Regions from separate parts of the Homo sapiens genome. Here region 2 is linked to region 1. A link is a contact called in ENCODE Hi-C or POLR2A ChIA-PET data. All regions are on one chromosome and are shown on one strand. The core of a region is the stretch at or near the end of the contact, and the rest is flanking DNA. Distances in the headings are between cores, read along the strand shown.

The links. Hi-C counts contacts between places; a loop is a spot of excess contacts on that map. ChIA-PET counts read pairs that join two places held with the same protein, here RNA polymerase II (POLR2A). Pooled maps may share reads with other maps.
Region 2: a loop to region 1 is called in a map of Panc1, with 4 times the contacts of the local background. The contact joins two enhancer-like sites. A Hi-C loop is called at or near these places in 81 of 168 maps with a recorded cell type or tissue (A673, B cell, CD4-positive, alpha-beta T cell and 53 more), 37 of 37 single-sample maps with no recorded cell type and 44 of 50 pooled maps. POLR2A ChIA-PET finds 5 or more read pairs at or near these places in 7 of 52 experiments (A673, AG04450, HCT116 and 4 more).

The regions. Positions count from the first base shown.
Region 1 is chr5:93,603,769-93,610,434 of GRCh38, reverse strand. No RefSeq gene overlaps it. Among named protein-coding and RNA genes, the nearest start is that of MIR2277, 14 kb to the left of the region's middle. RefSeq lists a silencer at 2,318-2,612. Within about 2 kb of position 2,899, at least 4 of the 41 ENCODE cell types and tissues checked have a DNase peak (open chromatin) inside an H3K27ac peak, as active enhancers do; they include PC-9 and Panc1, where a contact is called at or near this core.
Region 2 is chr5:93,800,026-93,806,363 of GRCh38, reverse strand. The region is part of intron 8 of ARB2A (ARB2 cotranscriptional regulator A); the gene reads left to right. Among named protein-coding and RNA genes, the nearest start is that of POU5F2, 62 kb to the right of the region's middle. Within about 2 kb of position 5,088, at least 3 of the 41 ENCODE cell types and tissues checked have a DNase peak (open chromatin) inside an H3K27ac peak, as active enhancers do; they include PC-9 and Panc1, where a contact is called at or near this core.

The DNA of each region.
Region 1 (6,666 bases), core at 1,650-4,149:
CTTTTGCCAGAGAAAACTGTGAAGAAAAGAAGCATGGGAAACTCATTTTCTTTATAATAAATCAGAACATTGAGGATACTGATCAGGTCCCCCTGAGAGGAGCATCTTCAGTGATGTTTGTTCGCCATCTGTGTGTGTTCGGTGAAAACTCTAAACCATTTTACAGCATAGATTACTATTTTTTTCCTTATTATCCAGCGTTTGTTTCAATTAAAACCCTACTATTCCATAGGATTGCTGCTGTTGTATCCATTTTTTTCCCCTTCAAAGTCTTTTAAAATAAGTTTCCTTGTCTCTTGCCCATTTGTCAATGTCAAGTATACACTGCCTATTTAGTTAAAGAAAAGTGTGTATTTCATATGTTATAAAAGAACAGCCTTCTTTATTTGGTTTCTTGGAAATCAATAATCTCTTAAACGTTTACCAAGACCCCTTGGGGAAAGGAGAGATGTAAACAATAACCACCAAACTTCAACATGACAATATCGGTTAAAATCTGCAGGATGATCATTCGAATGTGGAGAGGTAAAGGGGGATGATTTCAAACTCCCGCGATTACGGAAGAAGGGACCCCAGGTGTCGGATGCCTGGCTCCATCCTCTGCAACTTGCAAGGGAGTTACCTTGGAGAGTGGGGAGTTAATTCTAAACTTCTTTACCAGGCATTTTAGTAGCCACGCTGGTCTTCAAATAATTTAATTGGGAGGTGGCTGGATGACCACAGAGAGGTTGCAAAAGATAGTTATCCCCATTAAAAGAAATACCATGATTTCAGTCTTTCCTGACATAATTAAAGGCTTTGGTAACACTCCTTTATTTTGCCTCATGCTGTGAAAAAAATCACTTACTTCTCCAGCAAATGAAACTTTAAAATAAATTCTGCAGTTTAATTTCTGCTTTTAAAAGTTAGTAGGTATACGAGGAAACAGAGAAAGCATTAGAACAACTGAGTTACACTTCAGCTATTTAGCAGTTTAACATTAGAAGGAAGAATACAGCCAGTTTTCAACTTAGCCAACTTTTAAAACTACATGTGTTCCTGGAAAATAATACCCGACTAGAGTCAATTTGCATGAGATTCTAAGCTAGGATCTCAAGAAGGTGATAAAATATATGAAATTTCTTGAGTAAATGGTTGGGGAGGATTTGTAAGCATCTGAGGATCTAGTGATCTATTAGAAGCACAATGCACTCAAATTTGAATTTTCATGATCAACTTTCAACCCTGAAAAAATGAGAGCCATTTGCTTAACTTAATCTGTAACATATGTTTGCACCAGTAGCAGGTTTTTTGGTGTGTGGCTGGGGCTGATCAAGTTGTAAATTTTCTGCTTTAGGTTTTCAGCGCCTGCTAGTTTCAGCCTAACACCTAGAGAGAGTCTTTGCGGGGTTCTTCACCAAAGCAGCCAAGGTTTGACAAAAGGTTTCCAAACCACCGAGCTCTGTGTGTTGTTAATTTCCCCCAAAGGTAGAACATTTCTATACAAATTAGTTTCCAAATCCTAAAAGCAAGTAACAAGTTAAACTCTCCCATGTCAAAGTGTTTAAAGTTATAAAGAGATATTTTTAATTTGCAACCGTTGCCTTCCTCACCAGCAATCCTTTCTTTAAAAAACAGACAATGGTATGAGAGCAGTGGGTGCTGTGAAAATGACATCTTCATTCGACAAAACAATATTCAGGTCTTTTTGGCTTATCTTAATTTTTTCCACCAGAAATTTAGAACTACTGATTTTCTCTCTTCGTGCTTCAACACAAAGGAATCCCTCCAAAAGTGTTTTGAATATCTGAGAAGAATCATTTAGTGATTGAAATAAATATACATTAGAATCCACAAATCATTCTTCTTGTGAAACAAGCTGTGTAGTGACTTTCATTACTAATATTAAAATATATCTCTTTGTAGACATAAATTTTTAGTACTTGGGCTATAAAGAAATCATAATACTTTTTCAATCAATTAATGCTATCTCATAATGACAAATGAAAGTAATAAGTTCCCCACATCAGCCTGATTCATCTTCGAGTGAGAATGGGGAGTAGTGGTGGGAGAGGGTGGTGGACTCTAGTGGGAAACCTCGACGATTGTAAATCACCATCTGGACCTGCTGAGTTGTCCTCTTGAAAACCTCAATCACATTCTTGGAGGAAAGTTACTAAGGTGCCTTTTTAAGTGCACCAGAACAGGTAATTGAACCACACATGTGCCCTAAATTTAGGTGCAGAGTTTCCCTGAATTTCATTATTATATGGATTAAGATGGGCAGCTCCCACCTGGACGATACCTTAATCAAAAAGAGAAAAAGTGTGACGAAAACAAGGGCAATAATAACATTACCAGCACTGTACTGATCAAATGCCCACAAATAGTTCAGAACAACGGTGCTAAAAAGCCGCTTTAATTCTGAAACAGAAAGTCCTGAGACACCGAGCGCCATCTAGCAAGCAAAGTTAGAATCAAAGTATGCCTGAGTCAAGCACAGAGCACAGAAGGACAGGGGATGGGGAGGTAAAGGGGGACTTCGAGATCACTTGCTGTGATTTAACCATCCACCCAGTCTCACCTGAGCCCAGAGCTACCTGCAAGTTTCTGCTCTTCGCCTCACCGACCAGCTCAAATAAACCTAACAACTGAGGTGAGACAGACCGTTTCTGCCTCCAGCCAAGGCTAAAGGACAGCTCCTCGCAGGATTGCTTATTGTCTTTAATTAGAACAGGCCGCTTCTCCATCCCCTCCTACCACCTCCCCAAAATCAGCCTAGTGTCTAACTAGTTTTGCACCTTCTTATCCAAATGGGGACAAAGAGCAGTGCCTGAAAGGCTCACCTTGGGCTGAAATGATTCCCAGGGCTTCAGCGCAGAGGAAAGCGCATCGCTGGGAAAACATAGCACGATATGAGAAGTCACTCTGAGTTTACAAGGCTGCCCAGACGCCTCCTGACAGGCGATCTGAGCTCTCTCCGAGTGGCATAAGACACATATTTACTTAACAAGCCACTGATGGTCATGGAAATGGAATGCTGCCTCCTAAATATAAATGCTGTAACTTTATTCTTCTCCAGGCAACTGGGTCTTTGATATTTTCTTTGGCTGAAGAAAAGTCAAAGGTAGCTAGAAAGCTAGAAAACTACCCTGTTAGTGTGTAGCTTGAAGGGGGTGGGGGTGGGGTTGAAACACTTTTTAAAAATAATTTTAAAGTTTGAATAATGTTACCTAATTATATGAATATTCTTTGGAACTGGGCTAACAATGTAACTACAAAATAAAGCTTCTGGGATTTCAATGTGAAGAAAGTAAAGAATAATCTGCTGGTTTCTGTAGAGGCAGGTACCGCATATTTTTCTTTTAAACCAGTCCATCTGAATTCAAAAGACTGAGAGAGTTCATCTCAATAATATGTGTGCTTTCTAAAGAGTCTTTCTGGAATTTCATTTTAAGGCTGGAAAATAATCCAGTGTATATACATGCTAGTCTTAAACTACTCTTAATTTCCTGCTATTGAATATTGCCTCTATAGTAGCTCATTGATTCACATTGTTCTTAGAATACAGAGCCAGAGCTAGGCTTTTCTATTGTTCTCTCCTCATCTCCATGTCCCACACACAATTTTTTTCCCAGTGAAGTGAAGTTTTGTAAAATAACAACAAAAACAAAAACAAAAAAATTAGAAAATGAAATATTAAAATATTCCTGTTGAATATCAAATGCTACTCCAATCTCAGGTTTGCTACTTAATGAACACAAGCACAATAGATATGAAATAACAGTCCTCTTGATTTTTCTACTGTGCTATTTGCTGTGCAAAACAACCACATTAAGAATAAAGGAAGCATGAGATAAGAGTATGCTTAACACACTCACAGGTCATAGAACTTACAGGAAAAAAAAATCTCAGAAAAATCACAACCCACCCAACAAACCTAAGCCAATAAAGAGAGACTTCATAGTTTAACCCACAATTTAGAACACATCTAATACATTTCTACAAAACCTCCTTTTCTCCTTATGCCTGAAAATATGTGTAAAGATCTGAGGATGGACAGTAGACACAATTCATGCTCTCTCTTATTTCCCTCTCCCTCTCTGAAGTTCAGAAGAAAAGTTCCCAGGGCAGTCTTGCCTCCGGATGCCAATAAAAATTTAACTTTGTGTGTGTGTGTGTGTGTGTGTGTGTGTGTGTGTGTCTTGTTAAATAGTACATTTCTCCCATCAAGGTCTTCTTAAACACGGAACCTTCTCCTAGACAGGGTACCCAGCTGTTTAATTTAACATTGATTTATTGCTTTTAAAAGTAAATTTACACACATGCCAGCAGCGCTCCGTTTTGTTTCCCCAGACCCTGAGATTTATTTTCTACTTAGCGCTTGTCTGACAAAACAATGTCCTTTAACTTTATTACACATCGATAAGGAAATCTGTCTTATTTTTGTTCAGATTTATTGCTGTGTTACTTGTGGGGACTTTTGTGATCCAGAAAGGCTCAGGTCCGAAAATAAATAGAAAATTAAACAGAGTTGATCACAAAATAATGATCAAAACCTTACAATATTGTCCAGCCTATATCAGCCTGCTGGGGGGTGAGGTGGGGTGGGACAGAGGATGATGCTCCCCTAGTGAGCACAGTTGCTCTGGAAGAAAACAAAATGTCTTTAATGGGCAGGTAGCGTTTGAAGGTGGAGTAGCCAAATCTGGGTTCTGTAATATCTCCAAGTTCTTGGTTGAAATGTATTTGGGATTACAGGGCAGGGAGGTGCATCTGCGGGACTCCCCACCCTATGGCGGCCTTACCTCCGTGCAGAACTCCCAATTATCACGCGTTCGTGATGACTGAGCCCAAGGGAATTAAGATGGACTTTGAAGCAGCTTTTACGGTACACTTCATCTACATTTGGGTTTTCTTTAGTTCTCATTAAAAGGGCCACTTTCTTCTTTTCATTGATATATGTCTTTGTGTCCTTCATTTCACACTCTTAAAAAAAGTTCTCTCATCAGATCAAGTGCAAAAAGGAGGGGACGACATAATAACCATCATAATCATGATAACAACAACAACAACAAACAAGTGGTACTGTGGGTTTAAATCTTTTTTAAAAGAAGGTTTTCTCCTCTATATGGCATGGCCCTCCAATTAAAAAAAAAAAAGCTGGGGTTGAGAATGAGGATAATAAAAGTGTTTCTAAGGTTAAATTACATGAAGGCAGGCTTAAAAAAAAATCTCTGAATGTGATGAGCTTTCCTCTCCCATCCTGATTTCTCACAGAGACATTCAGTAATCACTTTAGAGCTGTTCACATGAGGAAATGAGGACACTATCTTTTCTAGTAAGAAGTGAAGATGTGACAGGTTTTGTTATTGGAATGAGGGAGAACTTCGTAAGATATTCCCTTTTTTCGCCCCTACAAACCCAGCATCTTTAAAACCCCCTGTCTGAAAGCGTGACTCGTCTGTTGCCTTTCCACTCTGGTCAGTGGGTCCTCGAAAACACCATAACATGTTTCAATAATTCTGACAAACCCATGAAGATTTTTTAAAGTTAATGAATCATTCTTTCTCCTGAAAACACATAAAAACACGTTTGTGCACGCAATTCCAATCTAATGAGAGAAAGAAAGAAAAGGGAAGGAAGGAAGGAAAGAAGGAAGGAAGGAAGGAACGGAGGGAGGGAGGGAGGGAGGGAAGGAAGGAAAGGAAGGGAGGGTAAGGACAGAAAGGAAAGAAAGAAAAATAGGAAAAAAGGAAAGGAAAAAATATCCCTCTTTAAAAGGGGGGAGGTGGAGTAACTGCGAAACATTGAAAATTCTCCTATTCATATTAGGAGCTTCTTCTTCTTCTTCTTCTTTTTTTTTTCTGTTTGCCCTTTGAAAAGGGGTCCTGTCACTCAGAAAGGGGCTGTTTCTTCAACCTCCTCCCCATCCACCCACCAGCCGGCCCCCCTCAGCCTCGCAGCCGGCCCCGGCCCACCCCGCGGCCCTCCCAGCGCACACACAGTTTCTTCCAAGTGCTTTTTCAAGTAAGAGCCGGAGAGATGAGAGGTGCGGCTTCTCCAGCGCGGAGCCAGACAAGTACTTCTCATCCCGGCGGAGCGCGGCCCGGCGCGGCCAGCCCGAGGCCCGGACGTTCTATGTCAAGAAGCCCCACGGCCCCCCGGGCTGGCCGCCCCTCCCCGCGGCTGGACAGCGACGTCGCGCTCGGGCCTGTCACGTGGCCGCGCCCCCCCGTGCCCCCGCGGAGCCCTTTGTTAAGCCCCCGGGTCTCCACGCGCGGCCGCCGTGGCTGGGGCGGTGCCGCATGGTGGATGCGCCCGGAAGACGATCGGGGTACCCTGGCTTTGCCTCGGCTCACCACGCAGCCCCCAAACACCTTGGGCGGAGGCCCCAAGCACTTGGCAAATCAAGATTCTCAGTCCTTTGAGGAAAACGGCCCTGGGCCACCTCCAGTGTTTCAAACCAAAGGCACAAAGTGGGGCAAGGGGGCCAGTGGAGGGCGCGCCTCTGCACAGGGGTGTAACCACTGGGCTGACTTCCCTCCTCCTTTCCATTCCGCCTCACCAGTTCCTCGCCTTTTTTTTTTCTCTTCTCTTATCCTCTGCCACGCTCAGAGGCTCAGTGGGTGGGAGTGTGTGTGTAAATGTGTGTGTGGTGTGTGTGTGTGTGCGTGCATGTGCAGT
Region 2 (6,338 bases), core at 3,839-6,338, 190 kb before region 1:
AATATGAAAAAATTATAAAAGCTGTAACTGTTTTCTGGAGATTTAGTATATGTTTGGTAGTTTAGGGAGAAAATTATGAAAATACCAATGAAAAAGGCATATAAAAGTATTAAGATGGAAAACCTCTTCAAGTACTTAAGAACAGCTCTTCAAAACTAAATCCAATCTGTGTAAACACAGATATTACGTTGCAACTTTTTTCAGTGCCTCTCAACTTGGTGCAAGTGTAGCTCTCTGAATTGGAATTGTATAGTGTTTGTACATTTTTTCCAGCTGAAATGGAATGTACATCATCTTGCATAATTTACTTGTCTCTGGTGGTTAAATTTGCGTATCTGAATGACTGAATATATATCTTAAGCTTCTACTAGATATAAAATAATCTCATGAGTGGAGGAGAGCTCTTTTACCTCAGAAATCAGAAGAGTCTATATATTTCACAGCAACTCATGATCAAACAAGCTAATTCAGATGCTGGGAAGTGCTTTCGCTTAGCTATGTGGAAGAACCATTGACTGTATACAACCAACAAGTGTATGGTGCAACAGGAGATCCATTGAAAACCGTTTATAGGACTGAACGACAACCCCAAATGCAAGTGACCATGAGCAACTACAAATAGGTATACATATGCATTTGAGCTGAACAGACTTTCTGACATATAATTTAGTCAAAATTGCTGTATTTCTTCCCCTTAAATTTATACATAATCAGCTTCTTGTATGGACCCAAATTGGAGAAATGTAATTCAGTAGTTGGTGAGAAATAAAGGATTGTGACCTCTGTGTAATTATCAGGAAGGATGCTGTATGATGCCTGCTGTTTTATTACTGCTCAGGTCATACTCAGGACCTTACACTGGAAGAACACCTTCTCCAGACTCTTCTGTGCAGGGGAATGGTGATCTGAGTCTGAAGTATGTTCACCGTGCTTACACTCTAAACATTTCTGGGGAAACGGGGGTTTTGCTGTGAGGTACTGGGAAACATGAAAAAGGTAAAATAGCTGGTAAAAACTTGTTCAGTGAAATCCTTTGCTTTTTCCTTTATATAGTGAAGGAGCAAGGAATTGCCAAAAAGCTTTCAAGCTAATGGATTTTCAAATATAGGAATAGTAATTTTTAAATCATAGAAGAAAGGATTCAGTGATTTCAACCCCGTTCTCATTATTTCCCTTTAACAAAGCATCATATATTTAGATTGGTGATTTCTAGAAGTTACCATGTTTGTATTATAACATATTTGAATCTGAGAATTTCTAATAACACCATGGTAACTTTGTAGTGAAAATCATTAATCATTAATTATATATTAAAATGCATCCCCTCATAAAATCTCTAAAGATGTATTTTTTTCTGTTTGACTACTGAAATAAAATTTGATATCTCACCACCTAGGACATGCTTGTAAATTTTTTGCCACTCTGTATGATATTATTATATATCTCTGGTTACTTAAACTTAAGTTTTAATTGTAACTTTGATTTTTAACTTGCAGTATATGTACAAATTTCAAATTTTTCAAAATAATCAAAAAATTAAACATAAAAAGATTACTAAAGATATACTTTGTTTTAGGCAAAAGCATTTCTTTTCTGAGGAATAAAACAGATATATTAAAAAGTATATAATTTCTGAATAAAAAAAATCTACTAGCTGTCTCTTACTCTTCCTCAATCCCTGCCCCAAGGTAATATAAATGAACAATATATATATTGGCTAATAAGCAAGCATTAACTCCCACTGGTAAATATGAGCAGTTCTTAATGTTAATTAAAATCAGTAGCTAAAGAAATTATATCAGAAGACTAATATTTCCTTTATGCTGTATTTTTTCTTTACAACTTTTAATAATATTGAATTATTATTGAAAGTATAATACAGTTATATCATCTTAACGAAAATGTTTTTGGTATAATAAGAGTCTATTAAAAATGCATTATGCTCAATTATTTGGTATGTATGTATGCTTGCTTAAGTATATGGAAACTCTTAGTGAATAATCCTTGCAGATATGATATGCATGAACAGTTGTTTACTTATTAGATACTCAGATGAATATACATATGTTAAGGAAATATCTTTCTTTGAAGTTATTTATCTTTTATATTCTTTTTCTGCCTTTAAGCATTTTATGAGAATCCTGTCATTTGTGTCTGTTAAGAACACATACGCAAAACAAAATTTGTATTTGAACACTTTAATGTAGGCTTTAGAAAGTTAAAGCTAAAAGCTCACATTTTAAAATTTATCTTTGTATGGTGTCTGTGTACATATATTTCCAAACTCTTTGAGATGTTCTAGAAAGGAATCAAATGTATTTATGGGTATGTTCATGCTGGTAATAGAGTACATGGGTTACAAACCTTTTCCATTTCTTTTGACCTTGTAGGAATAATAACAGCTCTGAATCACTATTTCTCTCCGGCTGTGTACAAACCTAGCTCCACTGTCTTCATAATCCTAACCCAGCATCTCTTTCATGCAACAGGCATGGACCTGCTTACCTTTCCCGTTTTCTACAAAAAGAAAAACCTGACCAGGGACGTTTATTCATACATTCCCCAAATCAACACATAGAAATATTTTGGGTTAAGTCTAAAAAATTCTTATGTCCAAAAATGGAAGCTTTTCTCTTTTTTTTTTTTTTTTAACTTTTAAGTTCAGGAATACATATGCAGGTTTTTTATGTAGGTAAACTTGTGTATGAGGGTTTGTTATACAGATGATTTCATCACAAGGTCTTAAGCCTAGTACCCATTTGTTATTTTTCCTGATCCTCTCCCTCCTCCCACCCTCCACCCTCCACCCTCCAATAGGCCCCAGTATGTGTTGTTCCCCTCTATGTGTTCATGTGTTCTCATCTTACATCTTAGCCTTTAGAATTTATCCCTCTTTTTGGGTGGGGGGGCGGTGAGGGAGGAGAGGGAATTGAAGTAGGAGAGTTCTAGGGTGGGTTTAGAAATCTCACATCACTTTATGCCTATATTAATAACAAATAACCACCAAGTAGTCTATTGTTGAATTAAAGATGAAAGCTGTAGTATCCATGAAAACAAAAATTTGTAAAAGACATGAAAGAACATAACAACTTTATATGTATAATGTTTTTGTCTGTTGAAGAGCTGCAGAAAATTACTTGATGTTTAGTGCCAGCTGCAGTAGCATGCTAAACTGCACATGTTCCACCAAGGAAAAAACAAGTCCTCATTCCTCGTGGATAGGCACACAAATTTGACTTTTCACTATCACCTATCTAAGCAGGCACCTGTTATTACTCATGTGGTATAATACTCCATTTCCATTGGAGATTTTTGTGAGAAGTAACTCATAATTGTTAATGCAACAAAATGTGTGTCCATACAATTAGCATGAATGTAAATATGTCCATCTACATTTTATTTCCTTCTGGATGTTAGCGAAATACTGTTATATGTAAGAAGGGGGTTTTTGTTGTTGCTGCTGTTCTTTAATTCTTAAAGATTTTAGTAGTCTTGCCATCATTATGCTTCTTTAAAAACTCAATAGTAAGCATTTTAGAACTTTTTCTAAATTTGAATAGTTGAAGTTTCAGCTTCTGTTTTAACCAGAATTTATTGTAAATGGCCAAAATACCTATCTACTGCTAAACATCATTCTGGAATTCTGTTTATGCCTGCTAAACTATTGCATTTGCATCTTCATCCTTTTAAAGATGGAGCAACTTAAATGCACATAGCAATCTTTTTATAAAAGCATAATTATGTCTTGTGCTTTTTAAAATGAAAAACTAGTCCTATATGCATTATTGGTTTATGTGAAAAAGTAATTCACAAATGGACTTCTGTATAAATACATGTTTTAAATAGCCTTGAATTTTTCTTGCCTTGTACTTTTTATGTAAATAAAATTAAGCAATTGTTTATCGTATTAATTTGCTTTTTATTAGATGCTTATTTGATACATACATACCCAGTCCTCCTGGCTTTTTGGTTTTTCCTGTTTATCATTTTTATTTGTATGGATGTTTTCTTTTTCATTGTGATTTCTTTTTTGCCCCCATTTATGTGTCATCTATGACAAAAATTGCTGTTAATAAATAAGTGACAGTATTTCACAAAACAAGAAACTGACTTTACCTGTTTGGCACATATATCACTCTCTAGATACCTAATTTGTCTTTTAAAAATAACTTAAATTTTCTTATAAGATTTATCAGAGAAAATATATCTTGACTTAAATTTTATAAAATATATTTAGTGTTTTTTAATATTTGAATTTTGTGTTGCATTTTTTTCCAAAGAGAGGATGTATATTTATTTGTTCTTCAGATTTAGGATTCAATATTCAGAATATGCATGGTAAAAGTTATAGCATTTTCAAAATCAGTCTCTAATACAGGCTAAATATACTAATTTCCTAATAACAATAAAAACAGAAAATGTCTAAAAATTCTTTACTGGTTGAATTATAATTTTGGTTGTATTTGAAAACCTTCAGACTTCGTTCTGGCCATTCCACTTTAGCCATTCAGGCCATGCTGCCTGTATTGTGTATTCAGCAGTTCCTATTAGATGTCTTCACAGTGAGTGATTCTGTAGGGCTTGCTGACACCCGCTTCATGCATGGCCTGCTGTGCTGGGTGGAATTTTTTTTCTGAGCTGCCTGAAACATTAAAGACATCTTGGCCATGTCAGTCTGTGTACAGTGTGTGTGCATGTGCCCTCACATGTGCACATTCCTGAGCAAGTCAGTATTAAATAAATGATGTGGGTGTGCTTTTATATACATGTAAAGTCTAAAATTTGAATAATGATGAATTTATCATGTATTAAAACATATATTTTTAATAATTTAGTTCAGCTAACATTAGCAACTTTTCTCTAGCTTTTATTGTCTGTGGTTATTGACACTAGGGGGCACTGCTTATCCTTGGTTGCATCTTTCTTCAGGAAATGAATAAAAATACTCGGCTGGTTTCTGTGCTCTCACTTTAATTAACAATTGAATTTAGAGAACTCTAGGCTGTTTGATCCTTTGTTATTTTGGTTTTATTTCTAATGCCTATATGTAGTGCTAACAAAGGGGGTTGGAGCTATTGGTTCTCACAAATAAATAGAGTATCCAGTGTCCCATACAGTAACTTTTTCTTCCATTGGAAATGTCATTCTTGGCAAAACCAGAAGGGCAAGTTTGCCCAGTGATGAGGCTTAGATCCCTTGCCAGCTGTGCTTCTAGCCAGCAAGTGTGATGAACAGCTTTAGAAATCAAGTGAGAGAAAGCATTCAAGAGTTAGTGTGATTCATTTGGATAAAGGTCAAAAGAAAGATAAGCAAAGGATTAAGAATGAAGAGCACAAATAGCAACAATTTGTACCTTTTTACTTATAAAAATTACTGTCAGTGATCCTATTTGTAATTTTTCACATGTTCGTAGTTCAAAAGTAACTTAAAGTCTTTTAAAACTATATTAAAGATTGCATTTCATTCTCTATTTCAGCTGATCATTTAAAAATGAAAGAGAAAAATTGATGTGCTACCATTCCTAACTCTATTTATAGATTAGAGCTGTGGCTACTAGTTGAAAATCAAGTGACAACATAATTAAGTAAACATTTTCAATCGATAATTATAGCTTGAAATCTTTTTAAAATATAAAGATTTGCTCCATTTATTTTTTAGAATTTTAGTGTCCATTCTAAGCCTAAATATTCATGTTTCAATCTATAGCACCACCTGTAATCTCTAAGGACATTAATAACATTTTTGTTTTAATACGCACTTTTAAAATAAAACTCCCTCCTCTCCCGTCTTGTCCCCCATCTTCCAAATGTAGAAAGCAATCAGTAGCCTAAGGAATATAGACAACTATTTTACACTGTTCTCCTAATTAATTAAACATGCCAGAACTGGTAAAATTTTATATCCTTCTCCTCTAGAGTTATAGCTGTATCTTTGTGTGCGTGTGTGTGTGTGTGTGTGTGTGTGTGTGTGTGTGTGTGTGTGAAAATATGCAGTTAAATCATGCCCTATTTTTATTAGCTAAAGGTATTGATTTTTAACATGAGTAATTTAAATAAAGTATTCTTGCAGATTTTAAAGTTTTCATAGCATATGTTTTACATCCTGAATGAAAAGAAACAAAAAAGATTACCACTATAGTCAAGCTTGGTCTAAACACCAGTAAAATAACTGAATATAAACACATGGGCAGTTTTAAATAAAATTTTTAAATACCTTTGCTTTGTAGCACATTAAATTGATTTCTCCTATATAGGTACTTCAATTAGAAATTATTTAAAATTTTTCAAAGAGAAATAGATATGTGCATTATCCTAGGTTGATTTTTTCTGTTCGCATTT